Linked DNA regions of Homo sapiens: region 2 is linked to region 1. A link is an interaction called in ENCODE POLR2A ChIA-PET data of the cell type or tissue named here. Cell type or tissue: MCF 10A. All regions are shown on one strand. Links, peaks and the distances in the headings refer to the core of each region. The heading gives the core; the rest is flanking DNA.

Region 1 (13,843 bases), core at 1-8,000:
TATATCTACCATACTGTGCTAAGAAAGTCTATTTTATCATGGTTTTCAACCAGAATTAAAATAGGAAAAAAGGGGGTTTTCTGGCTAACCAGAAAACTCTGTTCCCTGAGCATCCCAACAAACTGAGCCTGTGTAATAAAGAGACTGCTCTCTCTAAACAATCAGTCTAGCATAACTCATCAAGTATAAACCAAACCAATCACCAACCAAAGGAAAAGATCCACCCCTTCTAACTTAAAACATTGAAGATATTAAATGAGTGTTCTTCACTTTTGGAAACAATGTGAAATGTCTGTATTATACACAGTTGCAGACACATCAGAAAAAACAAATTAATTTTCTATGAAATTGCTAGCTGCTCTTTGTTTCAATTAAATATGAAAATAATAAAGACTGCTTTAGCACAGGAAGAGATAAATATGTGGTTGAACTAATACAGCAGGATGTTTCAATACTGTTAGACTGTGGGCTTTCATAATCCAGAAGGCTGGATGTTGCACGGAACACTTTCAAGTCCATCTACAGAAGGACTCAGGTTCTGCTACCATGGATAAACCTTGTAGTGACTGGTCAGAACCTCCCAATGAACAACTCAGAATCCTAGGTCTAAGTCAGGCAGCAAATGATGTATTTTGGAAGAGTAGCGGTCAAATTTACCAATTCAGTGATCTCAACATGTGACTATTCTTGAAAGAAAAAAAAGCTTGGCAACAGAAAAAACTAATAATAAAACAAGAAAGAACAATCTTTCTGGCCAGGATCCCAGTTATTTTTCAGACAAAATGTATTTATTTATTTTTTTGAGACGGAGTCTCGCTCTGTCGCCCAGGCTGGAGCACAGTCTCGGCTCACTGCAAGCTCCGCCTCCCAGGTTCACACCATTCTCCTGCCTCAGCCTCCCAAGTAGCTGGGACTACAGGCGCCTGCCACCATGCTTGGCTAATTTTTTTGTATTTTTTAGTGGAGACGGGGTTTCACTGTGTTAGCCAGGATGGTCTTGATCTCCTCGTGAGCCGCCCACCTCAGCCTCCCAAAGTGCTGGGATTACAGGCGTGAGCAACCACGCCCAGCTGTCAGACAAAATTTTTAAGAAAACAAAATTTTTTCCAGAATATTACATTACAAAAATCAATGAATAAATGAACTACACTGTAACTTTAATACTTATTCCATATGAAAAACCAAACTGTTTCTGGCAATTTGATTGATCTCTTGAGAGTCTGCAGTGCATTCATTCCATGGTTAAAACCGTGTGTAGGCATTGCGTTGCTGCTGCTGCTGTAATGGCTGCTGGGCTTGCTGCTGTTGTAAGCGAATTTGCTGGGAATAAGGGTCTTCCAGGGATTTTACAAATATGGTAGTTCTGGGACCAGTCTTCCATACTATACCATTGGCATCTTTCACAGAAGATTCCACTGTAATGTTGTGTGTTCCAAGGATAGCAAAGTTCAACAGAAATTGAGTACTGAAGTAATCATTATGAGGTTCAACCCTTTGCTCCATCTCATTGGTCATGTTGTCAATGGGTATCTGCAATGAAACAATTGTTAACTAACAACAATGGCTAACATTTCTTCAGTGCTTACTATGAGTTAGGCCCTGTTCTAAGAGCTTATTTAGACCATGCAGACAATAAAAAATTAGGTACTGCTATCATCCTTGCTTCACCGATGAGGAGTCTAAGGCAGACAGGTTAAGTAATGTCTCCAAAGTCACATGATTAGTGAACGGAGTAGGAATCTGAACACAGGCAGACTACCTCCAGGGCCTACACTCTGAACTACTAAGTGATGCTCCTCACTCTACTTGAGTAGAATGAGCTCCCAGAGCCGTTGACAGCCCCTTCACATGCTGGCCTTTCTTCCTTGCTTACTCAACCCCATCTCTAAATCCCTATCTTCCTTTAGACTGTGAAGAGATATTCTGAAGAAATAGGATGAAATCACCTGTTCCAGAGAGTTTAAAACCTAAGAGACTGAAAAAGAACAAAACACTAAGCAAATTTAAGTTAGGTTCCCCCCCAACAGTTAGTCTGATTTTTATTACTTAATGTAGTGATTCCTTACTCCTTTAACAAATTAACTGAACCATTTGTACATTGCTCATTTAATAAGCACTGTTTTGTTCAGACTGGAAGTACAATATGTTATAAAACACAGATTTATAGGCTCATTCATTTAGCCAGACACTCATGCCTTTGTTCTTCAAAGACCAGAATAAAACCTGCTGACGTACTCTTACCTGTACCCAAGATGAAACGTGTCAAGAGACAGATTTATCCTGAGAATGCAAATAAAGGTGATCTTAATGTGTATTTGACCAAATTACTCTAGGTTTATGTGCGTGTTTCTGTGGTGTAATTAATTATATAAATGTGCCCTGCAGCTTTGTGTCTCAAGGAGCAGTTATCATGTCACTTTTCCAGAGACATTTACCTGTAATAGTAATGAACTGACGTCACCAACCAATTCAAGGTCTTAGAATTATTTATAGTACAGGTACTTTTTCACATTTAGCCTTTGTACAGTTTTTATTTCCCTAAAGAATATGCCAACCAAAGAACTTCCTTAAAAGGACCAGAAATAGGCCTAGGGAACCTGATCACCCTGAATGGATGGCTGCATCTTAAGCTGCAAACTCACTGTGAATAACACTGCAAAGTAATCATGTTATTACTCGGCTTATTATATCAGCTTCCTGACTTTAATCAATGCCTCTTGAGAGGTAGGTCAACAAGCAGAAGACCATAGCTTCTAGGTTTGAATGTTATTTTCTTAACAGTAGAAATTATATGCAAGTAACAAAGAGAATCATGGTTACTACTGTTTCAAATTCAAAGTGAAGAGAGAGTTGCAGACAGGGATAAATTATGTAAATTCTCATTACAACCTTCTGTGACAGCAGATACCCAATTTTAACAGTTATACTCTAAATATAGTAAATAATTTTTTCATCATTCACAAATTATTGAGTGGCTACATAAGGTACCATGCTGTATGGCACAGAAGTCAAAACAGAGGAAAAGAGGAGAATGAAGGCTCAGCCGTGTCAGAGTGGACAGAGTGCCAAAGTGAGAGGAACTTGCCATAGTTAAGAAAGTAGTAATGGCTTAAGAAAGTAATAATAGTTTAGAACCAGACCTTCCCTTGGCTTTTTAACCTAAAACCACCAAAGATAATAAAATGCTCTCTTTTTATACCTTCACTGATACCCTGCCTTCCATGCTATGCCACAATAAACCTGGACACAGCCAATCTGGGCATCTGAGTAACTTCGCTGCTACAACTGTGGACTTGGTCCCTTGCTTCATTTACTGTGGATAAACCACCAGGGAATCGGAAATAAATGTCTAAAGCAAGGAACATTCTTTATCTCGAACACTGGCATTTCATGGGCACAGATTCAGCATCTTAGCTCTGGCTAACAATGTAGCCTAATTCAGGTTATTACTTACCTATATCCTGAGTTCCCAAGGCAGCAAATCCCTAGGGTTACACTCTTAAAAAAAGATTTTACTTTATCTGATCATTTTATAGAAATGCTATATACTTTTTTTAATGATAAAATTTACTTAAAATGGAGAAAACTAAATAGATGTGTATTTTTTGTGGGGAGGGATTGGGTGGGTTAGGGAGACACTTATTTTCCAACTTCTGACGTTTGAAGGGACCTCCTGATGTAAGAGAGACCTTTCGTTAGATTAATATTACTGACCTAGCAGGGAGGAGGTGAGTCTTGCTGATGGGTGACTTTCTGGGCAGGAACCAGACATGGGAAGGTAAGCACTTGCTCTTTCTCTTCTGCTTTGGGCACCTGAGTCCTCTGTGCCCTGCCATAAATTTTATAGGGGCAGGCTCCCATACGTACTGACTGAGGCTGGGTGAAAAAATCCAATTCAGGGGTCTACGGTTAGAAAGGCCTTGCTGCCAGGCATTGGAGTTAGGTTTTCCCACAGCTCCAACAGTAATAAAACTCATATTTTGATCTTTGCCTGGATGCTTTGTCTCTATCAACTGGTTCAGGGAGAGAAAAAGAAGTGTTTATCAACCCCTTACAGCCCCAATGTGGGCTTTTAATTTATGTCCATCTGATCCCTTTGGAGGTATAACTGCAATCTATTTAACCATGAAAAACACTGGAAAACTTCCATCAATGAGCTCATATAAAACCTGTATCACAATTCTGCCTCTTTTCTAAATTACCTTGTAGTCTTGTCCAGATTTACTCTGCAGTGTGGAAGAAACATTCAGACAGACAGACTGAATTTTGCGGAAGAGTCCTGGTTTAGATCCGTGCTGAACCACTCCCTCTACCTTTAGCGCCAGCTGCTGGTTATTCTGGACAGCAATGGGCTCTGCAGGATTCCGGGGCGATGGTGACAGAGCAAGCTGGAATGCCAACACTCAAATAAATGCCAACAACCAAGAGCAAGCTTCCTTCCGACAAACATGTCTGTGCTAATCACTGGTTACAGGTTAACAAATTCGATTGTGCACTCCCCCACCCCCACAGGACCTGACTGTGCCAGGACAACGAGACAGATGTACCTTTAAAGTGCCTCCTTCTAAACATCACTGTGGTTTTCATCCCAAACCTCAGTTCTATTTGAGGATAATAGAGAATTAGAAAAAAGCAAAGGCACTATTCTCCCAATTTTTGTGGTGAGGCATTTCTTTGACAATGAACCACTTCTAGTAGGGAAAGGCATTATATAAATTTTCATTACCTAAGAGCTGTCTCTTTGGTCTTACGTAATTTTAAATAAACTAAATTCAAATGTAAATGAACTTAAAGTTCCAGGATTATCTACACAACGAAGTCACTGTGCTATAAAAAAAGTCAATATCTACAAATGAATCAAATGACATTTTTCACCTCTCATTAGTTTTTCTTCAAAAATGTATTAAAAATCCCAAACACATCAATTAAAGAAAGCCCAAGTCTTGCTAAATGAAAAGATGGAAGAAATTTGAGTCTTTTTGATAATGTTGTTGAACTACTGATCAACCCTGGAGACATCCTACTTTAGGACTTCTTATCTAGATCGTCAAATCTTCCTCATTATTCCAGTCATTTTGAAATGGAATGCTCTGTTATTTGTAATCAAAACATTTGCATGGATGTAAAAGTTTACTGAAGACATTAACTAACAGGGATAATCCAGGAGATCTCTTAGAAGTGACAATTTTCTCCCTTTTCCAACAATTTCATTTTCTGAATCAAAAATAGCTTTTGAATTGTGAGTGGCTTAAATATTTCAAAATACTAATTCTACTCACTGGTTAGCCCCTCAAAACATGTTACTGAAAGGCAGAAGTACTTTGGAAGAAGAACTGGTGACAGTTTACTGGATCTGATTCATTCTAAGTTGGGTCTATAAGTTGGGTCTGAATAGACTCAGCTCAAGATCCTTGCAGGCTACTGTGATAAATCACTAATTTATTCCTGGAGGTGAGAGACAAACAACAGAGCTCCAGTTACCCAAATGCCTGTCTCATAGAATTTGGCACTGACAATTAAAAAGGGAGAGAGTTTAACTCCCAAATTCATTTCTTTCACCAAACCACTTGATAAAGGAGAGAAATGGCTTACAACTAGGTTTTATCAAAACCAAAGGTAAGCCAGGCACAGTGGCTCATGCCTGTAATCCCAGCACTTTGGGAGGCAGAGGTGGGTGGATCACTTGAGGTCAGGAGTTCCTGACCAGCCTAGCCAACATGGTGAAACCCCATCTTTACCAAAAATAAAAAAATCAGCTGCGTGAGGTGGTGGATGCCTGTAATCCCAGTTCCTTGGGAGGCTGAGGCAGGAGAATCGCTTGAACCCGGAGGTTGCGGTGAGCCAAAATCACACCACTGTACTCCAGCCCAGGCGACAGGGCGAGACTCTGTCTCAAAAAACAAAACAAAACAAAAAAACCAATAAACCAAAGGTAACACACTGAAGTGTAGCTATGTCCTACATAATCTTCAGAAGACACCTGGTTTTAAAACCTATATTAACCTTAGTATTCTTCCTGTATTACCTTGATGCTGGTAGACTGTAGTTTCTGGAAAAAATATCTCTGGAAAGAAAGGGGAACTTTCAGCAAAGCAATGATGGCATTGCAGAGGCATGCTGTGTGCTGGGGGAAAAAAGAAACTAAATCAAATAAAAATAAATTTTCAAATTTCATCAACAAGTGGTACATTCAGTATAAAACTACAAATGCCCATATAGATTATTACAAAGGTACATACCAATCAAGAACTAGGCATCACATCCAGGAACTGTGCATACATACTAAATCATTCATTACAGATTTTTACTTTATTGTGAAGTATATTCAATAAAATATAAGTGACAGAAATGAGAAAATCCACAGTCCTCGAGGCCAAGCAATAGGCAAATTCCACATTTCTACAGCGCTCAGAACTATCAGTATATTATTAAACAATTATATTAGATACTAAAATATAGAGTAACTATCACATGGCAAAGTATGATAAACAGTATGGTAAAGAAGCCCGAGCATTTTGCAGGACTTTGGCTTTGAGCTGGCTCATTCTTTCATTAGGTGGCTTGTCTCTATGGCCATTGGTCCTCAGAGTAAGCAGTGGTGGAAACTTGGTCGAATTCAGATGAAAGAGGACTATATAGTCGGGGAATCCTGAAACTCTAATAAAATATCTTATTTCTCAAATCTGCCTCACACATTTAACTGAGTTTTGAAAATCCCAGCATGACTGCAGAGGTACAGAAACACCACAGAGAATATTTTGAGCCTTAATGAAAGTGGTCATAAAATCAGAATTTAAGCGTTCAAAGATATTTTAAAGATTACCCAGTCTAATAGAAGAAAACTGAAAGTATCATAAGAACACTTTTAACTTCAGGTGAACCAGAACCATTCCTGCTTGGTCTACTATCCCTTCCTCAGTCTACTCCCGTCTCAGTGGCCTCGTAAGTCACCACAGTGAGGCAGCGCTCCTTTCACGGGGGCACTAGCTGCGGGAGGTCTGTTCTTGCAGACCCGATTCAGCAACGGATAAATAAAGTATGCTGACACACAGATATTCTGCTCTGCCAGTCCAGCTGAGGGTCCCAGCCGCTTACAGGCTCCTGCTGAGTCCTGTAAACAGTTGCAACTAGGCCCTGATCAGCTAGTCAGACTCGCATTTATTCAGTAAGATTAATTAACAAAAGCTTGAGTCAACACCATTAGAGGGAAATTGACATTGTGGACTTCTGAGTAAAAGGCACTTAAGCACTCACGGTACATCAAAGGTTAGTCTTTATATGAGTAAACAAGCTAGCCAGGTAAACTACTCTGCCTTTCTTTATTACTATTTTAATTTGTTTAAAGGTAAAGAGATCAGGCCGCCTTCAGCCAGATCTATTACTGAAGTTAGGCAAACTTCTCAGCCTTCCAAGAAGATTTGTGTCTATTTCTATAACTATCTCTAATATTTTTCCCACCAGCCTGATTGAAACCCAACACCACAGGTTGAAAACTGCTGCATGCACCATGTGGTATGCTGTCTGTCCCTCTAGGCTCCTGCTTTCAAGCAGAGTGTCACCTAGTTGCTCATGCTGTAAACATTTTTTTTTTTAAAGTTGGGTGTTAAGGCTAAAAGCCAGAAAAATCCATTCCTTATTGGGTTCAGGCAATTGAACATTTTGTGCCCAACAGACTCATAGTACAAATGCCAAGTCTATTACCTGAGATAATCACAACACAGATTTAAAGACACTGGTTCTATTTTTTCAGATTTAACTGTTAAAATAGCATTAATCAGCTTCCTGCAACAAGTAATTTGGAAAGTATTTGCAGAGACATCCACCTTTGGTGGACCTCTGATGCCACACTAGTGTCTAAGGAGAGAAACATCTTTGAAGCGTGGACTCAGAGGACCACAAGGGACTTCAGGCTGTTTTCAGGCAGAAAGTCACCATTTTGCCTTTTAAAAGAATGGTGCAGATTTTGCAATACCCTCTTGGAAAAGTGTGGAGTGCCTCTGAGGTCAACAGCCCCTTGGGTATTGACCTCCATAGGTGTATTAGCAGATCACTATTAAGATGTCTGGAGATGTAAATTACGTATCATGATCAGTAAACCAGCAGAAAGACGTTAACGCTTTTTGTTTTGTTTTGTTTTGTTTTTTGAGACGGAGTCTCTCTCTGTTGCCCAAGCTGGAGTGCAATGGCACAATCTCGGCTCACTGCACCCTCGGCCTCCCAGGTTCAAGCAATTCTCCAGCATCAGCCTCCTGAGTAGCTGGGATTACAGGCATGCGCCACCACGCCTGGCTAACTTTGTATTTTTAGTAGAGACAGGGTTTCACCATGTTGGTCAGGCTGATCTCAAACTCCTGACCTCGTGATCCACCCGCCTTGGCCTCCCAAAGTGCTGGGATTATGGGCATAAGGCACTGTGCCTGGACAATGCTCTCTTAATTGTCAATCCAATGGATACTTTTCAGTCTTTGTATTTTCTGACATTTCTGTGGCACCTGATAATGCTCTTCCTTCCATGAAATTCCACCTAATAGTCCATACCCTTATTTCTGATTCTTCCTTTTGCCATCTTCTTTTTAAAGAGCCTCTTCTTTTGTGTGTTCCTTAAATGCTGATGCTCTCCTTGTTGTCTTCTCTTCTCAATCCATGTTTTTCATAGGCAATTCTCCCCACTCCCGTGACTTTAAGAACTTCTATGTGCAGATGACCTTATATGCATCCCAGCCCATCTTTCTTCCAACTGCAACGTATTTACTATCCAACTGCCTAAAGACAGCAACATGTTTGAAAGTAAAACCTTCATCTTCTATCACCTCTCTATATTCTCTCAGTAAAGGATCAATCAGTTGTGTAACTGATCATTCAAGCTGGAAACCTGGAAGGCATGCCTCCATCATCTCATGTCTAGTTAAAAAACTCAGCCTTGAAAATATTTTCACTAAATATCTCTCATATATATCTATTTTTCTCATTCCTACTGCCATTTTAGTAATTTGTTCCTTAGTTTGGATTACTGAAAAAGCCTTGTAGTCATTCTTCTTTCCTCTAATTCCACACCCTGCCAGCCATTTCCTGTTTTGCTTCTATATGATAATATACAATCTATATTAAGCACTTCTCTCTCCTACCCATTTACAATTTCTAAGAAGCCCCCCTGTGCCTAAGGACAAAGTCCAAGCTCCCTTATACTGTGTTCAAAGCCTTTTGTCACCTGGCCACTGGCTACCTCTCTGATTTCATCTCTCTAATCCCTAGCCTGTATGTTACATTGAAGTAATAACAAACTGTTCCTAGAAGACATCACCCTATTTCATGCCTCTGCTTTTGAATATGTTCTCTACCTGAGATTCCCAACCCCTTCTTATCTGTCTGGAAAACTCATATACAAATACATCTTCCCTCTCAACTGCACCACCAATCCATTTTCCCTATCTTTTGATGTGAACTACTCTCTTTTTTGTACTACATCTCTACCTTGTGCAGAATTCTATTAATGCACATATACTGTATTGTGTTTGTTTATAAAATCTTTCTTTCTTAGACTATGGACAACTTGAGGGAAGATCCTGTGTCTTTGTCATTTTTCTATCCCTAGGATCCCATAAATACTTGTTGAACTGAATCTGGAGGCTCAGACAGTAACAAATCTATAAAGTACAACTTGGAAATACAGAAAAAGGGAAATAACTTACTTACTTACTTATTTATTTGAGATGAAGTTTCACTCTTGTCACCCAGGCTGGAGTGCAATGGCGTGATCTCGGCTCACTGCAACCTCCGCCTCCCGGGTTCAAGTAATTCTCCTGCCTCAGCCTCCCAAGTAGCTGGGATTACAGGTGCTTGACATCATGCCTGGCTAATTTTGGTAGTTTTAGTACAGATGGGGTTTCACCATGTTGGGCATGCTAGTCTAGAACTCCTGACCTCAGGTGATCCGCCCACCTTGGCCTCCCAAAGTGCTGGGATTACAGGCATGAGCCACTGCGCCCGACCGGGAAATAACTTTTATTAACCACTCCCTATATGACAGCACTGTGCTAGGCAATTAGCATTATTTCATTTAAACCTCACAGTAATCCTATGAGGCAGGTATGTTTTCTACTTCATATAAAAGGATGTTAAGCAATGTGACTAAAGTCACACAGCTGCTGAGCAGCAATGCCAGAATTTGAACCTAGTTCTGAATGAGCCTAGGGCCCTTTTCTCTGTACTGTGTCTTCTGCTGGGCAGAAAATTCCCATTCCGTTATATTCAATTCCATCAAAATGAAGTTTGTTTAGCATCTATTTCATTTTTTAGGATGGAGCTTAGAAGAATATGAAAATAACCACTGTCTCACACAGATGTGTGTATTTCTTTCAAAGACTGTCTTTACACTCTCCCTTAGCAAACAATGTCACTGTCAAACAGCTGTCAATTCAATTCAGTAAATACTATTGACAATTTTACATGGAAAGCAATATGTCAAAGGAATTGCCCATCTTTAGATCTAACCTAACTCTTTAATGACATCCTATTTATTCTAAAACACTTGATAAAGCATGAAAGTACAGAATGAGAAGAGCAGAAGCAGAAGAGAAACTCTCCAAGGGGTAAAGTTCAAAGGCTGGGAATTGGGAACTGAATGTTTGTGTTCCCCCAAATTCGTATGTGGAAGCTGCAACCCCCAAGGTAATGGCATTTGGAGGTGGGCCCCCATGATGGGATGAGTGTTTTTTTTGTTTGTTTGTTTGGTTGGTTTTTTTTTGAGACAGAGTCCTCGCTCTGTTGCCCGGGCTGGAGTGCAGTGGCGCTATCTCAGCTCACTGCAACCTCCGCCACCCGGTTCAAGCGATTCTCCTGCCTCAGCCGCCTGAGTAGCTGGGATTACAGGCATGCGCCACCATGCCCAGCTAATTTTTGCATTTTCAGTAGACACAGGGTTTCACCATGTTAGTCAGGCTGGTCTCAAACTCCTGGCCTCGTGATCTGCCCACCTCACCCTCCCAAAGTGCTGAGATTACAGGCGTGAGCCACCGCACCCGGCCAGGATGAGTGTTCTTAAAGAAGAGGAAGAGTGACCAGAGCTCTCGATCTCTCCCTACCATGTGAAGATGTAATAAGAAGGTGGCTGTCACCAGGGCCAGGAAGAAAGTCCTCACCAGGAACCGAATCTGCTGGCAGCTTGATACTGGACTTTCCTGCCTCCAAAACTGTGAGAAATAAATGTCTGTTGTTTAAGGTACCAAGCCTACGGCATTTTGTTATAAAACCTGAGCAGAGATACTGGGGAATGGTCAGACAGGGAGGAGAAAATTTGGGTGAGAGTATGTTAGCCTGTCCTGTGACTGGGAAATCAGGGGAGAAGATAAAAAAAAGGGTGAGTGCTCTGAGAACTTCTTAGGAAGTGCCAAAGGCAGCAGAGATTCAGCAGGGTAAAGGCTGAAGAGTGTACTGAAAGGCATTAATGTCATCACCTGGTAGGAAATGACTCATTGCCAGTCAGCCAACAAGCCCTGTTCTTTCTGTTTCAATTGTCCAGTGGTTCTCCCAACCATGGCAGCATGACAGAATCACCTGAGTGTGTGTAAAACTACTAATGCCTGGGCCACAATTCCAGAAACTCAGAGTTAGCTGGTCAGGGGTGAGGCCTGTATATTAATGTATTCTTTAAAAAGCCCTCAAAGTGATTCTAATGTGTAGCCTGCGTTGAGAATTATTGCAACTTCAGTTAAATTGTTAAAAAAAGAAAAAATTTTATTTGCATTCTGGTAGAGCAGATTTTTATATATTAATATAACTACGTAGCAGCTAGAGATGTGCTAAGTACTTTCATGGATTATCTCATTTACTCCCCACTACAATGCTGTGAGGTAGGTATTAACCCTGTTTTATGGATAAGGAAACAGGCACAGAAAGGTTAATTTGTTGAACTCACACAGTAAGTGCCATAAATGTATGAAAAACCCACATCCATACAATAAAAGCTCAATAAAACAAATGCCACTTGCCATATAAGAAACAGGGGTATATTTCCGATTGAGTGATTCTACCTCCTCCAAGACATGATTATATACAGACATCATTCTTCTTTCATATTCACTATCAGCATGGGCTGTTCCAGTAGATCCATATTCCTGGAAACTGAAGTAAAGGTCAATATTCATTAATCCATCAAAATAGCATGGCTATTTAATGCCTACATGTATCAGGTACTTTCAACATATTTTCATTTAATTTTTAAAATAATGAAGTTATTTCCATTTACAGGTGAGAAAATTGAGGCTAGGAGAGGGTAAGTAGTTTGCCTACAGTCATACAGCTAGTAAATGGCAAGCCAGAATTCAAACCCAGGTCTGACTTCAAGTTATGTAATTCTTAATCTCTTTGGTTGCCAGGAAATATGACAGTGTTACTGCCACAGGTGAAAGAGACATAAACACATCTGAAAAGGGGACTATCAATAAAGCCAGCAGATAAGCTCCAAACCATCCATAAAGATATGTAATAACAGGTTAGATATATAAATAACAGGTCAGAACATGGAGGAATGTCACAGAAGAAGAGAGTCTTGAACATATCAGTAGGTAAGTAAGATGGGTAAACTTTGGAGAGATGGAAAGTACAGGACATTCATAGCTAGAGAAATGGCATGAATCTAAAGCATGGAGATGAAACGCATAGGCACGTTCAGAAGACAGTCTGTATACACAGCGTGCTGGGATAAGTTTAACCTAGATTTCTTTCTTTTTCCTCTACTGCTTTGAACCCCTGCAAATTTCTGAAAACATTTCTAAGTGAAAAAAGGCATTTCTATTTTATTTTTTTAACTTATTATTTTTTAATTTTATTATCATTATACTTTAAGTTTTAGGGTACATGTGCACAATGTGCAGGTTTGTTACATATGTATACATGTGCCATGTTGGTGTGCTGCACCCATTAACTCGTCATTTAGCATTAGGTATATCTCCTAATGCTATCCCTCCCCCCTCCCCCCACCCCACAACAGTCCCTAGAGTGTGATGTTCTCCTTCCTGTGTCCATGTGTTCTCATTGTTCAACTCCCACCTATGAGTGAGAACATGCGGTGTTTGGTTTTTTGTCCTTGCGATAGTTTGCTGAGAATGATGATTTCCAGTTTCATCCATGTCCCTACAAAGGACATGAACTCATCATTTTTTATGGCTGCATAGTATTCCATGGTGTATATGTGCCACATTTTCTTAATCCAGTCTATCGTTGTTGGACATTTGGGTTGGTTCCAAGTCTTTGCTATTGTGAATAGTGCCGCAATAAACATACATGTGCATGTGTCTTTATAGCAGCATGATTTATAATCCTTAGGTATATACCCAGTAATGGGATGGCTGGGTCAAATGATATTTCTAGTTCTAGATCCCTGAGGAATTGCCACACTGACTTCCACAATGGTTGAACTAGTTTACAGTCCCACCAACAGTGTGAAAGTGTTCCTATTTCTCCACATCCTCTCCAGCACCTGTTGTTTCCTGACTTTTTAATGATTGCCATTCTAACTGGTGTGAGATGGTATCTCATTGTGGTTTTGACTTGCATTTCTCTGATGGCTAGTGATGGTGAGCATTTTTTCATGTGTTTTTTGGCTGCATAAATGTCTTCTTTTGAGAAGTGTCTGTTCATGTCCTTCGCTCACTTTTTGATGGGGTTGTTTTTTTCTTGTAAATTTGTTGGAGTTCATTGTAGATTCTGGATATTAGCCCTTTGTCAGATGAGTAGGTTGCGAAAATTTTCTCCCATTCTGTAGGTTGCCTGTTCACTCTGATGGTAGTTTGTTTTGCTGTGCAGAAGCTCTTTAGTTTAATTAGACCCCATTTGTGAATTTTGG
Region 2 (15,291 bases), core at 2,941-10,940, 130 kb before region 1:
TGGGCTAGAAACCCAAACTTCAGCATCATGCAATATACTCATGTAACAAACCTGAACATATACCCTCTGAATCAAAAATTTAACAAATAAAATTTTTTTAAAAAAGAAGGTCTCATGATCATATGAATTGACGCAGAAAAAGCATTCAATAAATTTCAGTATCCATTCATCATAAAAACTCTCAGCAAACTAGGAGTAAAAAAATTTCCTCAGTGTGATAAAGTTTTAAACGTAAAACCTACAACAAACATAGTATTTAGTAGTATTTAGAATGCTTCTCCCTAAGATTAAAAATAAGGCAGAGATGTCCACTCTCATCACTCTTATTTAATATTATACCAGAAGTCCTAGCTAGTTTAATAAGAAGAAACAAAAAATGGGAAAGGAAGAGATAAAATTCTTATTCACAAATGACATGATTGCCTATGTAGACTATCTTAAATGATTTACAAAAAACGCCTATTCCCAATAAGTGAGTTTAGCAAAGTTGCAGGATACAAAACTGACATAGCTATCAATCATATTTATTTATATGAGAAATGAACAACAGGAAATTGAAATTTTTTAAAAATACTATTTACAAAAGCTCCTCCCCAAATGAAATACTTAGGTATAAATTTAAAACACATGAACAAGATCTATATACTCAAAACTACCAAACGCTGAGAAAGAAATCAAAAAAGCTCAAAATGAAGAGACATACTATGGTTATGGATTAAAAGACTCAACATAGCAAAAATGTCTATTCACCCACAACTTGATCTACAAATGTAACTCGAAGCCAGTCAAAACTGCATTAAAAATTTTTGCACATAAGTGAATTTTAAAATGTATATAGAAAAGTCAGCAAACTAGACTAGCCAAAATAACTTTGAAAAAAAAATAAAGTTGGAAGAATCGCACTACCCAGTTTTAAAACTTACCATAAAACTACAATAATTAAGATGGTGTGGCATTGGTGAAGGGACAGACACATAAATCAACAGAACAGAAAAGAGGATCCTGAAATAGACTACGTAAGTATGGTCAAATGATCTTTGACAAAGATGTAAAGTCACCTGAATGGAAAAAGAATAGTCTTTTCAACAAATAATGTTGCAAAAAAAATGTGAACCTTGACCCAAACCTCATACCTGATAGAATGATTAATTCAAAATGGATCACAGAGATGTATGTAAAATGCAGAACTATAAAACTCCTAGAAGAAAACACAGGAGAAAATCTCCATAACCTGAGTTTGGGCAAAGTACTCTTAGACATGACATGAAAAACACAAGCCATAAAAGAAAATAACATCAATGAACTGGGGAGTCTCTCTCAACCTATTCTGGCTTGGGGGCTGCCCAATTTTTTTAAAAAAATCAATAAATTAGACTTTATCAAAATGTAAACATTTTAATGAGGAAAAGACACTGTTAAGAGAATAAAATGAGAGAAAATAATATGCAATCACATATCCAACAAAGGGTTTATATCCCAAGTATATAGAAAACTCACGCCTGTAATCCCAGCACTTTGGGAGGCCAAGGCAGGCAGATCACTTGAGGTCGGGAGTTCGAGACCAGCCTGACCAACATGGAGAAACCCCGTCTCTACTAAAAATACAAAATTAGCCGGGTGTGGTGGCACATGCCTGTAATCCCAGCTACTCAGGAGGCTGAGGCAGGAGAATCACTTGAACCCGGGCAGGGTTGTGGAAATTGCAGTGAGCTGAGATCACGCCATTGCACTCCAGTCTGCGCAACAAGGGCGAAACTCCGTCTCAAAAAAAAAAAAAAAACCTCTCAAAACTCAGCATTAAGAGAACAAACTACCCAATTAAAAAAATTAAGAAAAGACTTGGACACTTCACCAAAGAGAACACAGATGGCAAATAACTATATGAAAAGATGTTCAACATCATTAGCCACTAGGGAAATGAAAATTAAAAACATGACAAGCTACCTTTATACATTTACTAAAATGAGTACAATTTTAAAATATTGGCAATACCAAGAGCTAGTGAGGGTAGAGAACAACTGGAACATTGCTGATGGAATGTAAGATGGTATAGCCACTGCAGAAAAGAGTTTGGCAGTTTCTCATGAAGTTAAACATACATTTACAACGTGACTCAGAAAACCCACTTCTGGATATTTACCCTGGAGCAGAACTCAGCAAACTTTTTCTGTAATGGGCCAAACAGTAAATATCTTTTTTCCTCCAGATCAAAGTAATAATGGGAGGCATTACTAAATGGACTGCACTCTTTTTGTTTCGTGTTTATTTTCTTCCATTTACTATCTAACAACCTCTCCCCCAAAGTAGCCTGGTTCAAATTAATTGTGTTGGCCAGGCACGGTGGCTCACGCCTGTAATCCCAGCACTTTGGGAGGCTGAGGTGGGCGGATCACGAGGTCAGGAGATCGAGACCATCCTGGCTAACACAGTGAAACCCCGTCTCAACTAAAAATACAAAAAAAAAAAAAATTAGCTGGGTGTGGTGGCAGGCGCCTATAGTCCCAACTACTCGGAAGGCTGAGGCAGGAGAATGGCGTCAACCTGGGAGGTGCAGCTTGCAGTGAGCCAAGACCACACCACTGCACTCCAGCCTGGGCGACAGTGCGAGACTCCAAAAAAAAAAAATTAATTGTGTTAAACCACTGAGAGCTGAGGTAGCTAAGACTTCACATCTTAAGTTTCTTTCTATAGTATGTCCCAATAACAGCACTTCCACCTGTACAAAATCCCCAACTTGCTCAAAGGTTTCTTGTCTCACCCTTTTAAATAACTCCTTTCATTTATGTATAAGTTGAGCAACAACACTGAATTCAGAGATTCAAATGTAAATCAAAGGTCTTTTAATTTTATAACATTGGGAAAACTTTAACTAAGTAATGGAATTTAGCAGTATCGGCCTTAGATTCCTGATATGGTTTGGCTGTGTCCCTGCCCAAATCTCATCTTGAATTATAGCTCCCATAATTCCCATGTGTCGTGGGAGGGACCTGGTGGGAGGTAATTGAATCATGAGGGGCGTGTCTTTCCCATGCTGTTCTCATGATAGTGAATAAGTCTCACGAGATCCAATGGTTTTATAAAGAGGAGTTCCCTTACACAAGCTCTCTCTTGCCTGCCGCCATGTAAGACATGACTTTGCTCCTCATTCACTTTCCACCATGATTGTGAGACCTCCCCAGCCATGTGGAACTGTGAGTCATTCAAACCTCTTTCCTTTATAAATTACCCAGTTTTGGGTATGTCTTTATTAGCAGTGTTAAGAACAGACTAATACAATTCCTAAAATGAGTAAATGGAAAAAAGGAAATTCTAACATCTCCTAAAGGTAAAGGATTACACCAAATTGCCAGGAATACGTGTACAACATGAATACCTCTCTGTTTTGCTAACAGAGCTCTAAAAAGCTTTAGAACTGAACTATTATATATAGTAAGGGTTTTGATCTTAAAGAAATGTAGAGCCGGAAAGGAATTTTGAGATATTTTAAGTCAAGCAGAAGAAACGTAACTCTATGGTTCCTCCCTGCCTGAATGAATTAGTTGAAAAGAAAAACACAGATGGTAAATATAATTAATTTACACCACCTCCTGTTCACTATCCCCCAAAGCACTAATTGATATGTTCATTCATTCAACTGGTTTTATTTTCTTCAGAGAGACACAGGGTTCTACCACTGCAGAAGACATAAAAGTATACTAGAATTCTATCATGAAGTAATTAATGCAATTCAAGAGAAAGTAGAACGTGACGGAAGATAGAGGGTGGAAGGAAAAAAGAAAAATTAAAACAGATAAACATTTTAAATAGTATACACAATTTGCCTGCCTTTCCAGTCAACAGATGTATGCCCTGGAGTACAGATAGACTGGAATCTTGAATATGCTGTTCCCTGTCATATTCAGCTCTCATGCCCATCATCATGTCAGCATCTCATATGCCCATCATCATGCCAGCATCTCACTTAGCTGTGTGATTTTTGCTTTTTAAAGGTATGTTTTCTTCCATATAAAACTTAAGTCAACTTTTTAATTGAGGTAATACAATCCCTGTCTTCAAGAAGTTTGCTCACTTATTGGGAATAAAAAACAAACTGTGAAATAATACAATACACACGAAAATATGTACGTACCACAGAAGCTAGGAAAAGAAGTCATTGTGAGCTGAAATATGAAGGGAAGAGATACAAAAGACAGCGAGAACATGCCCGGGTAGTAACCTTCCTGGGGAGACAGCTGGTACTGAGAAGAAGAGGAAATAAGATTATATCTATAAATACAAATTCAGATTATAGGATTACTTTTAAAAGTCAGATACTAGACTTTAGGCCAGGGAATACAAAATTCCTGTTTTATCACCACACAGGTGACAACAGAGGGAAGTAGGCTTCCTATATGACAATAGGGAGCAGTGGGACTGTGTTTAAATAAAGAGAACATTCACCACCCAAAGTGGGGAGACACTATTCAGCTCTAGTCTCTTGCTGATATTTGGAAACACAGACCCAGGCTACCATATCCTCCAATTCTTTAAAAGTAATTGGAAAGTCAAGAGTTTTTATGAAAGTTAAAGAAAGAGGACATTAACAATGAAGGAAGGTTTATGAGCAAGCAGGGAGGAATGAAATCCAAACAAAAGGACTGGGTCTTGATAGGAGGGACATTCTACACTGCAGCAGAAAGAATAAAGGGAGGGAGCACCCAAAAGATAAGGCAGGCTTGGGCCAGGTTATTAAAGCACGAGAATCCTTAACATTATGTTATAAACAACAGAAAGCCAGTAGGTAAAAGGAACTGATAACATACGGGTCAGAGGGAAGGAATGAAGAGCTGTCGGGAATGATGGAGGCTAGTTTGCTAAATGGGGATTTTTTTTAAAGATGGGAGTATCTTGGCTCAGCACAGTGGCTCATGCCTGTAATCCAGCACTTTGGGAGGCCAAGGTGGGTGGACTACTTGAGGCCAGGAGTTCAAGACCAGCCTGGCCAACATGATGAAACTCCGTCTCTACAAAAAATACAAAAATTAGCCAGGCATGGTGGTGTGCACCTGTAGTCCCAGCTACTCAGGAGGCTGAGGCACAAGAATTGCTTGAACCTGGGAGGTGGAGGGTGCAGTGTGCCAAGATCCTGCCACCCGCCACTGCACTCCAGCCTGGGCGACAGAGTGAGACTCTGCCATCCCGCCACTGCACTCCAGCCTGGGCGACAGAGTGAGACTCTGCCATCCCGCCACTGCACTCCAGCCTGGGTGACAGAGTGAGACTCTGCCTAAAAAACAAAAAAGATGAGATTATCTTTATATCCTGGAGGATAAGAGCATTCATGGTATAATGAAAACACATGGGCTTTAGAGCAGCCCTTCACTCAAAGACTAGCTCGGCTCTTGCCAGCTCTATCACTCACATTGTGCACATTACCTAACTTCCACAGATCTTCATTTGCTCACTGATACCACTTCCCTTGACAGGATTGTTTTCAACATTAAGTAAGAAGCCATGTGTAAGCACTTGTTAAACGGCCTGGCACAGCAGATACTCAATCAAGGTGTTTCTTCTCACTAGAAGCATTACTGGTTATCTGTGTTGGCACAGAAGTTAGTCTCCCTACTGCAGAATGAAGTAAAAAGGCTTGGGAGGGCTTTCTTTTTAACAAAAAGTCTTATCAAAGGATAAAAAGTTTCTAAGGGAACCAGAGAAATTAACCTAACCAGGAAACTATACATGGAAAAATCTAAGGTTACAAGAAAAAAACATCATTTTGAAAATGGTATTAATAGGATGATTAATGTAAGCATATGACACAGAGACAGGAAAGAATAAAGAGATTAACTAGAACACACTATAGGTATAAGGTTCTCACTGAGCAAGGAGCCCAAACCTAGAGTCCATAGGATCCATTAATGGACTTCAGAGTTGTGACTCCTTGAAACTGTAAAATTGTGACCATGTGCAAAGGTTCTATGGAAAGCTGAAAAATGCACCCCTCCACAACCCCAAAGATATCCATGTCAAATCCCTGGAACCTGTGAATGTTACTTTATATGATAAAAAATGTGATTAAGTTAAGAATATTGAGAGGAAGTGCTTATCCTGGATTATCCAGATGAACCTTAAATCCAACGACTCGAGTCCTTGTGTAACAGAGATACACAGAGAAGAAAGGGCAGTAATGTGACCCTGGAGGCCGAGGCTGAGTGATGCAGCCACAAGCCCAGGAATGCAGCCCAGATGTTGGAAGAGGTGAGGGATCTCCCCCAGAACCTCTGGAGGGATCTTGGCCCTGCTGACACCTTGATTTGAATGTCGGGCCTCTAGAACAGTGAGAGAATAAGTTTATGTTTCTTTAAGCACTTCTGTAGTAATTTGTTTTGGTAGTCACAGGAAACTAACACAGGTGCACCCTTCTAGAGGGAGGGGCTATTTACTTTCATCAGATTCTGAAAGAGGTTCTAATAAACCTCCAAAGGTAAAAGAACTACCACTGCAGAAAGTAAGCAAAACTGTCTATAAATAAAAGAATTAAAAAATTTTTAAACGAGCAAAACAAGTAGTTATTTGGATAAGGTCTCATAGCTACTAAATGCTGAAGTAAGAATTTATCTATGAATATAACTCAATATTCATTTCATTATCTCTTGGGGTTCAACTCTACGAATGCATTAAAAGGAAGTGATTCCCAAACAATTCAATAATTTGTTAAAAATATAAGTTCCCAGGCTCCACCCCGATGTACTGATACAGAATCTCCAGGGTACAGGAATATATATATTTATGCTTATAAATACGTATGTTTTCTTACTTAAAGCTCCTCAAATAATTCAGATGTTTAGACAAGGTTAGAAATTATGACTACGAAGCAGGGGTCCTCAAACTTTTTCTATAAAGGATCAGAGAGCAAAATTTTCAAATATGCAGGCCAAGAGGCAAATGAGGGTATTATGTCGGTACTTATGTAACAAATTTGTTTTCTAACAAATTTCTACGAAAATTTTATTGACAAAATTCAAAATAAAAAATTAATAATAATTGAATACAATTTATATAATGCAGGTCTACTAATGACAAGAATGGAATTATTTCTCAGGAGAGAACATTTTGCTTAACTGGAGTTCAAAGTTAGTGTTCTCTTAGCATCAGGTTGATTGCAAATGTTCATCTGTACAAGCTTCTTAGCTGGAGGGGAGTTATGAAACAGGCAGTGAGCTGGATTTGGCCCAAGGGCTGTAGCTTGCCAACCTCTGCAGTAAGGTACATGAAAGAAGAAAGAACCACAACCCCTGCCCTTAAGCAATTTACAAGTCTGTTAAAGAGACAGGAAAAGAAAAGGTAATAGTCAAGAACATGAAGGAGAAATCTGAATGTTGTAGAGCAATGATTCCTAACCTTGTCAAGTATGAACATTCTTTTTTAAGGTCAAAAAATGTGTCCAGCCTTAACATATCAGTTCTTTTAGAATTGAGTGAAAATATCCATAATAAAAGTAACAACAAAATTTAAAAGCTTTTAAAGGATTTCTTATTAATCAAAACAGCAGCCACATATATTTGAAAAACATTAGCACATATTTACAAGACACATTATTTATTCATCCACAGATGGTACTTAATATGCGTATGGATTCCTGACCCCCTGAGATAACTCTGAAGCACTGGAGGAAATCTCAGCCCAATAGTTAGGAACCACAACTACAGAGTTGATGCCAAAGAGGTTCAGAGGGAGGCAAAGAGTGGAAACTGGAGCAGTGTGGAAGGGTGTCACAAGGTTAGACAGGCAGGTAGAAATTTTCAAAGAAACAAAGAACAGATTTTGGGGAGAGGAAGAATGAAACTGAGAAAATGAGGAGGGGTTGCAGGAGAGCAGCCTTACTAAAGAGCTTGGAACAGGACCAGATCCATGGGGGCTCTGGACCACTCAGCCTGATTCTGCCAACAGAGCCAACATTTAAGTGCTTTCCATGTATGGAGTGCTGATATGCATTCTTTCATTCAATCCTCACCAAGAACAGTTTCCTAATACACTAGCTGTGTAAGTAAATGATCCCGGTTTCATCAGGTACAACCCTAAGTGGGTCAGGATCTAGACTTTTCCACCTTAAAAAATAAAAAATGTAAAAAGTCTTCCCTTGACCCTATATCACTCCCTCCAGTATCACCCTCTACTCCTTCACAGCCAAACTTCTGGAAAATCATACATTCTTGTTTCCATTTTGTCCTCTCCCATTCATCATTCATCTTCGACCCACTCCAATCTAGTTACACTTCTACCACCTCAACAAAGCTGCTCTTGCTAAATACAATAAAAGATATGTCAGCTCTCATCTTGGAAAATGTAAATAAATGCTCAGCTGCATTCAGCGGGTCCCTGCATTGAAACACTGTGGACTTCTGTGACCCCACACTCTTAAGGCTGGCATTCCTTCCACTTCTTCTCTTCCCATCTTCCTCTCTTAACCTCCAAATGGTGGCATTCCCTCACAAGTTAATCCTGGGCCTCTCGTCACTTCGTACTGAGATATCCCTAGGTGATAGCAGCTTTAAACACCATGGATAATTTGCCGATTTCTCTTTCTAGCTCAAGTTTCCCTTACAAGTTCCAGACTGCACATCCATGTCAATTTCACAGCTCCACTTGGATGTTTTTCATCTACCCTATGCTAAATTTTTAAATTTTTAAAATCTTTCCTCTCAGTTACCTCCTCTCTAAACTTCCCCATCTACCCAGCAGCTCACACCAGAAACCTCAGGGGCATCCCTGTCACCTCTCTCTCTACCTCATCCTCCATGTCTAATCTCTCAGCAAGTCCTGACAATTTTCCCTCCTATAAAACTCTCCAATCAGTTCACTTTCCATCTCCACTGCCATCATCACTAGACCAACCATCACCCTCACCTGATAAGGTGAGAATCTTCCACACGGTCTCCTGGCCACACACACTGGCTTCTCTTGAGTCCATTTCTACAAAGCTGCAGAGTAGAATTACAAATGGGAATCTGATTTCATCATTCCCTTACTTAAAACTCTTCGATGGTTTCCTCAAGATAAATTTCAAAATCCTTAATATGCACTACAAAGCTTTAAAGGATTTGGCCTCACCAGCTTCCCTCAACCACTAAACTCCTCTCCCCCTCACTCCCTCCCTGCTGCAGCCACTGGCCTTCCCTTTGTTCCTCAAACATGACAAATGCTTTTCTTTTTTTTTTTTTTTTTTTTTTTGAGACTGAGTCTTGCTCTGTCACCCAGGCTGGAGTGCAGTGGCACAATCTCGGCTCACTGCAAGTTCCGCCTCCCATGTTCACGCCATTCTCCTGCCTCAGCCTCCTGAGTAGCTGGGACTACAGGCGCCCGCCACCACGCCCGGCTAATTTTTTGTATTTTTTTTAGTAGAGACGGGGTTTCACCGTGTTAGCCAGGATAGTCGCAATCTCTTGACATTGTGATCCACCCGACTCGGCCTCCCAAAGTGCTGGGATTACAGGCGTGAGCCACTGCGCCTGGCTTTTCTGCCTTTGTGCATGCTGTCCCTCCTCCTAGCTTCACCTGGCCAACTCCTACTGATTCCTCAGGTCTCAATTTCAGTGTTCCTTTCTCAAGGGCATCCCTCCCTGGCACCACTAGTCTCAAGCTCAAGTCCTCTGTCTCATCCTCTCATAGCCCTTTTCACATGTGATTCCGTGGTTATGATGTGACTCCTGTTGTCTCTCTCCCACACTAACATGTAAACTTCTTAAGAACAGCAACTATGTTGTTTTGTTTGCCACTGTACTCCCAGCCACCAGCACAATATCTGACACAGAGAAGGCACTCAAATTTTTGCATTAGAATAGGTGACTGAATTAATAAATTGCTTTGAAGCACTGCAAAATTTACAAACATAAAATCTAATTAGTTAATATTTTATTCAGACTACGGCCTAAATTATTTTTATTGATTGATTAAAGCAAGAACTCGATTGAGCTACACTACTAGCTAGGCCTGAATAGCCTCAGATATATTTCTAAGACTACCTCATAAGTTAGCTTTTATTCATTTACACATGCCTTTTCCCAAAAGGCTAACATAATTATTTTCCTAGACATTAATATAATAATGATCATTCTAATAATAATGAAATTATCATTTATAGAGTGCCAAACACCAGGCTTCACTTTACATTCAAGTTTCATAACCTCCATTTTTACAGATGATGAAACTGAAGCTCAGAGAAATTAAGCAACTAGCTCAAAGATAAAACTAGCAAGTGGGAGAAACAGGATCCAACCTCATACTAGCTCAAAAATCAATGTTTTTTCCCCAACACATCATGCTATCTCTAATATACTTATTTTGCAATATCTATTATTTGTTGAAAATACATCTGTATACAAATATCTGAGGCTTAACACAGCTTAGAATGATTATTTACACTTTATAATGGCTGCTCAATTCAGAGTCTCATATACAAAAACAAATTCTATCCCAACCGTATAAAACAGCCTGCAACAATTATTCCAAATGACATCCTAGTTCCTTATCCATGTAACCTATACTTATAAATTTAGCCCCCAGTTAATTTTCTTCCCTTCAAGGACCTCAATTAACTTTAATAAATGGAACCATCATATTAGGGGGAAACGTATATATTGATCTCTGTTTTTCAAAAAACTTGTCACAAATGCATTTTGAACATGCAGTTCATAACGAACTCAACTATTCATAAAACCATCCGTCGCTGGGCATGGTGGCTCACACCTGTAATCCCAGCACTTTGGGAGGCAGAGGCAGGTGGATCACCTAAGGTCCGGAGTTCGAGACCAGCCTGGCCAACATGGCAAAACCTCGTCTCTACTGAAAATACAAAAATTAGCCGGGCATGTGGCCGGCGCCTGTAGTCCCAGCTACTCAGGAGGCTGAGGCAGGAGAATCACTTGAACCCAGGAGGTGGAGGTTGCAGTGAGCCGAGATCGCACCACTGCACTCCAGCCTAGGGGACAGAGTGAGGCTCCATCTCAAAAAAAAAAAAAGAAAGAAAGAATTTTTAATAATCTAGATTTTAGATAATTATATTCTTAAGAAGAAATGAGACATTCTACTAACTAATGAGTGTATAAACAACTGGCAACATTTTACCATGTCAGTAATAGGATACATGAAACTTGAAAAACCTTGTGACCACAGCTTTTGGTAATGGTGCTTCATTTTTTCGTTCCTATTAAATGCCTCTGCTTCATAAAATCAGCAGTTGAGATTACTAACAAACTTTCAGGTTTTTTGTTTTTGTTTTTGTTTTGAGACAGAGTCTCACTCTGTCCAGAGACAGGCTGGAGTGCAGTGGTGCGATCTCAGCTCACTGCAACTTCTGCCTCCTGGGTTCAAGCAATTCTCCTGCCTCAGCCTCCCGAGTAGCTAGGACTACAGGTATGCACCACCACACCAGTCCAATTTTTGTATTTTTAGCAGAGACGGGTTTTCACCATGTTGGCCAGGCTGGTCTCAAACTCCTGACCTCAAGTGATCCACCCGCCTTGGCCTTCCGAAGTGCTAGGATTACACGCGTGAACCACCGTACCCAGCCAACTTTCAGTTTTTAATGGCAGGGTTCATTAGTCTTAGGCACTACTAGGGCATATAAATGCAAAACCATGCTTAACAGAAATAGACTAGTAATTATAATTTAAATATTTTAAAATGAACATCACCCAAGTCTCTGGGATCCAAGCAAGTATCCTTAATAAGTAAAGTAGGCCCAAAATAAGACAAGAAGCAGGATCTTGGATAAACTGGACAGTAAAGGGGGTGGTCATCATGCAGCTCCAGCAAATCGTTACTATGCAGGAACAAGGGCTCAGCATGGCCAGATCTCTAATTTCTCAAGAATAGCTGGAAATGTGGAATTTGTTTTCATGTTTTGTGAAATCTCCCTAATTTGAAATGTTGACAACTAATTTAAGTTTAAATAGTGCTAAGACAAAATAAAACAGATCAGCTTCTGAATATGGCCACTAATTTGCAAACTCTGAAAAGAAACTCCTAAAACAAAGCCTAAATACTCAGCAAACCCTAATTTTAGATTAGGAATGGTAAACTCTTATGTAACAATATTTGTCAAACTTTGGAGTGCACTAGTGATCTTTAAAGTTCTCAAGGCAGACCAGACCCTAGAGCTTTACTGTATTAATGTCACATTTATTTCATATTCCTTACTAAAGTACCAAAGGTAACTCACTCCTTCCATTCGTTTTGATGACATTTTCTTACTGCAGCCAAATGGAAATAGAGTGGATGTCTTAAACATATGCTACTGGTAAGCAGTCTAAGAATCAAAACACGTTGGAAACCACTGGGAGACAAAAGAAACACACTTTGGAGCCTACTTTATGCTTTTCAACAGACCTCAAAGAAAATTAATTAGATGGTAAAATTGCTCTCCATTCTATAATAATCAACCAGTGTACAATAGGATGGTGGCAGTGCTATTTTAATTATAATTACATAGTTAAACAAAAATCTTGTGTTGTACTTTTTGGTATGGACATAGCAGCATTATAGGCATGAATCTTCTGGGAAAATACAGATAGCAACAAGGAGAAAAAACTGCGCAAAACTGCTTTTTCAGAAAACCTAGGAGAAAAACAAAAATATAAAAATCCCAGGCCGGGTGCGGTGGCTCATGCTTATAATCACAGCACTTTGGCAGGCCAGGTGAAAGGACTGCCTGAGGCCAGGAGTTTGAGACCAGTCTGGGCAACTTGGCAAGGCCCCATCTCTACAAGAAAATTAAAATAATTACCTAGGCATGGTGGTACATGCCTGTCGTCTTAGCTACTTGGGCTGAGATGGGAACGATCACTTGAGGCCAGAAGTTTCAGGCTGTAGTGAGTTGGAATGCACCATGGTATTACAGCCTGGGTGACAGAACAAGACCCTGTCTCCAACAACAACAAAAAAAACCAAAAAATTTAAATCTAAAAAATAAAACCACCAAAGTACCTGAGAACAAGGCTGAGATCAAACAAGGCATACAATCTATGCTGGGGTGGAGAGCAGCTTATAGGGCAAGACAGTGTGGCATGTGATGAAGAGGGCCTGACAGTGGCAGATCTCAGAAAGCAACAGAACAATACCTTTCCTTAAGAAAAGAGTTGCCGCGCACGGTGGCTCACGCCTGTAATCCCAGCACTTTTGGAGGCCGAGGCGGATGGATCACCTGGGGTCAGAAGTTTGAGATCAGCCTGGCCAACATGGTGAAACCCCGACTCTACTAAAAATACAAAAATTAGCCAAGCATGGTGGCAGACGCCTGTACTGCCAGCTACTCGGGAGGCTGAGGCAGAGAATCGCTTGAACCCAGGAGGCAAGAGGTTGCAGTGAGCCAAGACTGCACCACTACACTCCAGCCTGAGCAACAGAGTGAGACTCCGTCTCAAAAAAAAAAAGGCAGGCAGGGGGGTGGTTTACATTGGCATGCTGGAGCCATGTCCCTCCAATCACAGCTGCAAAGGAAGGAGTGGAAAGTTCAGAATTAGCGGCAAAAGACCTTCTAGAAGGTCTAGACATTTTTTTAGAGAGGCAGAAGACTTGTGGCCACACAGAGAAACACACCCAGGTGTCATATGTGAAAAAGACTACCTCTGAGGCAGAAATCTGGAAATCTACCCTGGCCCCATACAAACCTCCTACAAATAACAGATTGAGGAAAATCCAATTCATTAAGTCACAAGGAAAAAAAGGTAACTGGCATGGTACTGACTGAGAGATACTTTAAGAAAAATGATAGATAATGTACCAACTGTCAGAGTACACTAAAAAAAAATTACAATGGAGAAGACAAAAATTATAACTGAATAATTTTGCTTGATTTTAAGAAAATCAGTGAAGCCATCATCACTAAGAACAAGACCACAAACAAGAAATACAAGAACTCAAGGGAGAAATGTCTAGATAACAGGAATAGGGAAGCATGAATTGGTAGAACTAAACAAAAAAAAAAAATAGAAGAATAAACAAAGCCATCACAGAAATGAAGAAGAAACTGATAGGAGAACAAAGAAGAGACGTTGCAGAAAACACAGTAAAAGACATGAAAGAAACAAACAAATGAAAAACGGTTTAAAAGGATTAAAGGAAAAATAACAGATATAAAAGACATACAAAAGGAGATTCAACATACATATAACTAAGGTCTCCAAAAAGGAAAACCAAAACAATGAGACAAAGTAAATATTTAAAGATATGATTAAAGAAAACTTTCCTGAAATGAAAATACGTTTGAATCTAAATATTAAAAAGGCACACATGTACCAGGAAAAATTGAGCTACACAGTCAATACCACTATATCCTAATAAAGTTACTAGATATGAGAGATAAAGGGAGAATCCCTTTGGGCAGACAGGCAAAAAGACCAAGTCAATAATAGGAAAAAATTCAATCTGGCTTCATATAACATTTAATATCAGAAGACATTTGTATAATACCTGTAAGATACTCAAAAAAAAGAAAGTGTGAGGCAACATGGCAAAACTCCATCTCTACTAAAAATACAAAAATTAGCTGGGTGTGGTGGTGCATGCCTGTAATCCCAGCTAATTGGGAGGCTGAGGCAGGACAATTGCTTGAACCCAGGAGGCGGAGGTTGCAGTGAGCTGAGAACGCACCACTGCACTCCAGCCTGGGAAACAGAGTGAGACTCCATCTCAAAAAAACAAAAAACGTATAAAGCAACAAAAGACAAATTCTGAAAATGTTGTAAGAATAATATCCTCATCTTGTTCCCCTGAGCCCTTATTGAGAAACTACTAGAGGATAAACTTCAGCCAACCAAAGAATGACTCTGCACAAAGTACCTGGGTGAACATTACATTTAACTAAAGAATTAAGACAAAAACAGATGGAAATGAAGCTGATAAAATAGAATGTAAATATTATAGGCTATAACACTGTATAAACTCAAATAACATAAATTGAAAGAAGGGAGAAAGCAGAGAGAAGTATAATAAGCTTACTGATTACCTTGATGTAATAGCTGGGAGTCAATGTATAGTCTTAAAGCTCAAGTAGTAGAAGCATAAGCATACATAATAGCACAGATGTATACGCTATTTTAAATAAATATTACTGACTAAGATTGGGTGAGGAAGAAGAGAAAGGGGAAGACACAAGGATTAAAAAGAGTTTTACCTTTGGTCATAGAAGAGAATGAATGGTTACTATCAATAGAGAACTAAGAATATTAAAGTAATAAGACTGAAATACAAACCTTCCTAAATATCAGAACTGAAAAGCAAAGAAAAAGATACTACACAGTGAAAGACTTAACA

What was found. Peaks named below come from ENCODE experiments on the same cell type or tissue, not always from the same donor. Only the 100,000 strongest peaks of a DNase experiment are listed, where the experiment ranks them.
Region 2: POLR2A ChIA-PET joins it to region 1 with 10 read pairs; 3 of 35 experiments call an interaction of 5 or more read pairs at or near these places.

Annotation. Positions count from the first base shown.
Region 1 is chr1:211,940,582-211,954,424 of GRCh38, forward strand. INTS7 (integrator complex subunit 7) reads right to left here. Exons shown (of 20, transcript NM_015434.4): 17 at 11,988-12,120; 18 at 6,026-6,124; 19 at 4,203-4,388; 20 at 1-1,530. The coding sequence ends at 1,243. Among named protein-coding and RNA genes, the nearest start is that of INTS7, 88 kb to the right of the region's middle. RefSeq lists an enhancer at 6,978-7,590. In MCF 10A, for the core only: a CTCF peak has its summit at 4,322 (motif pointing left); a DNase peak (open chromatin) is centred at 4,370.
Region 2 is chr1:211,806,587-211,821,877 of GRCh38, forward strand. The region is part of intron 2 of LPGAT1 (lysophosphatidylglycerol acyltransferase 1); the gene reads right to left. Among named protein-coding and RNA genes, the nearest start is that of LPGAT1, 17 kb to the right of the region's middle. In MCF 10A, for the core only: no CTCF peak of the experiment used is centred there; a DNase peak (open chromatin) is centred at 7,225.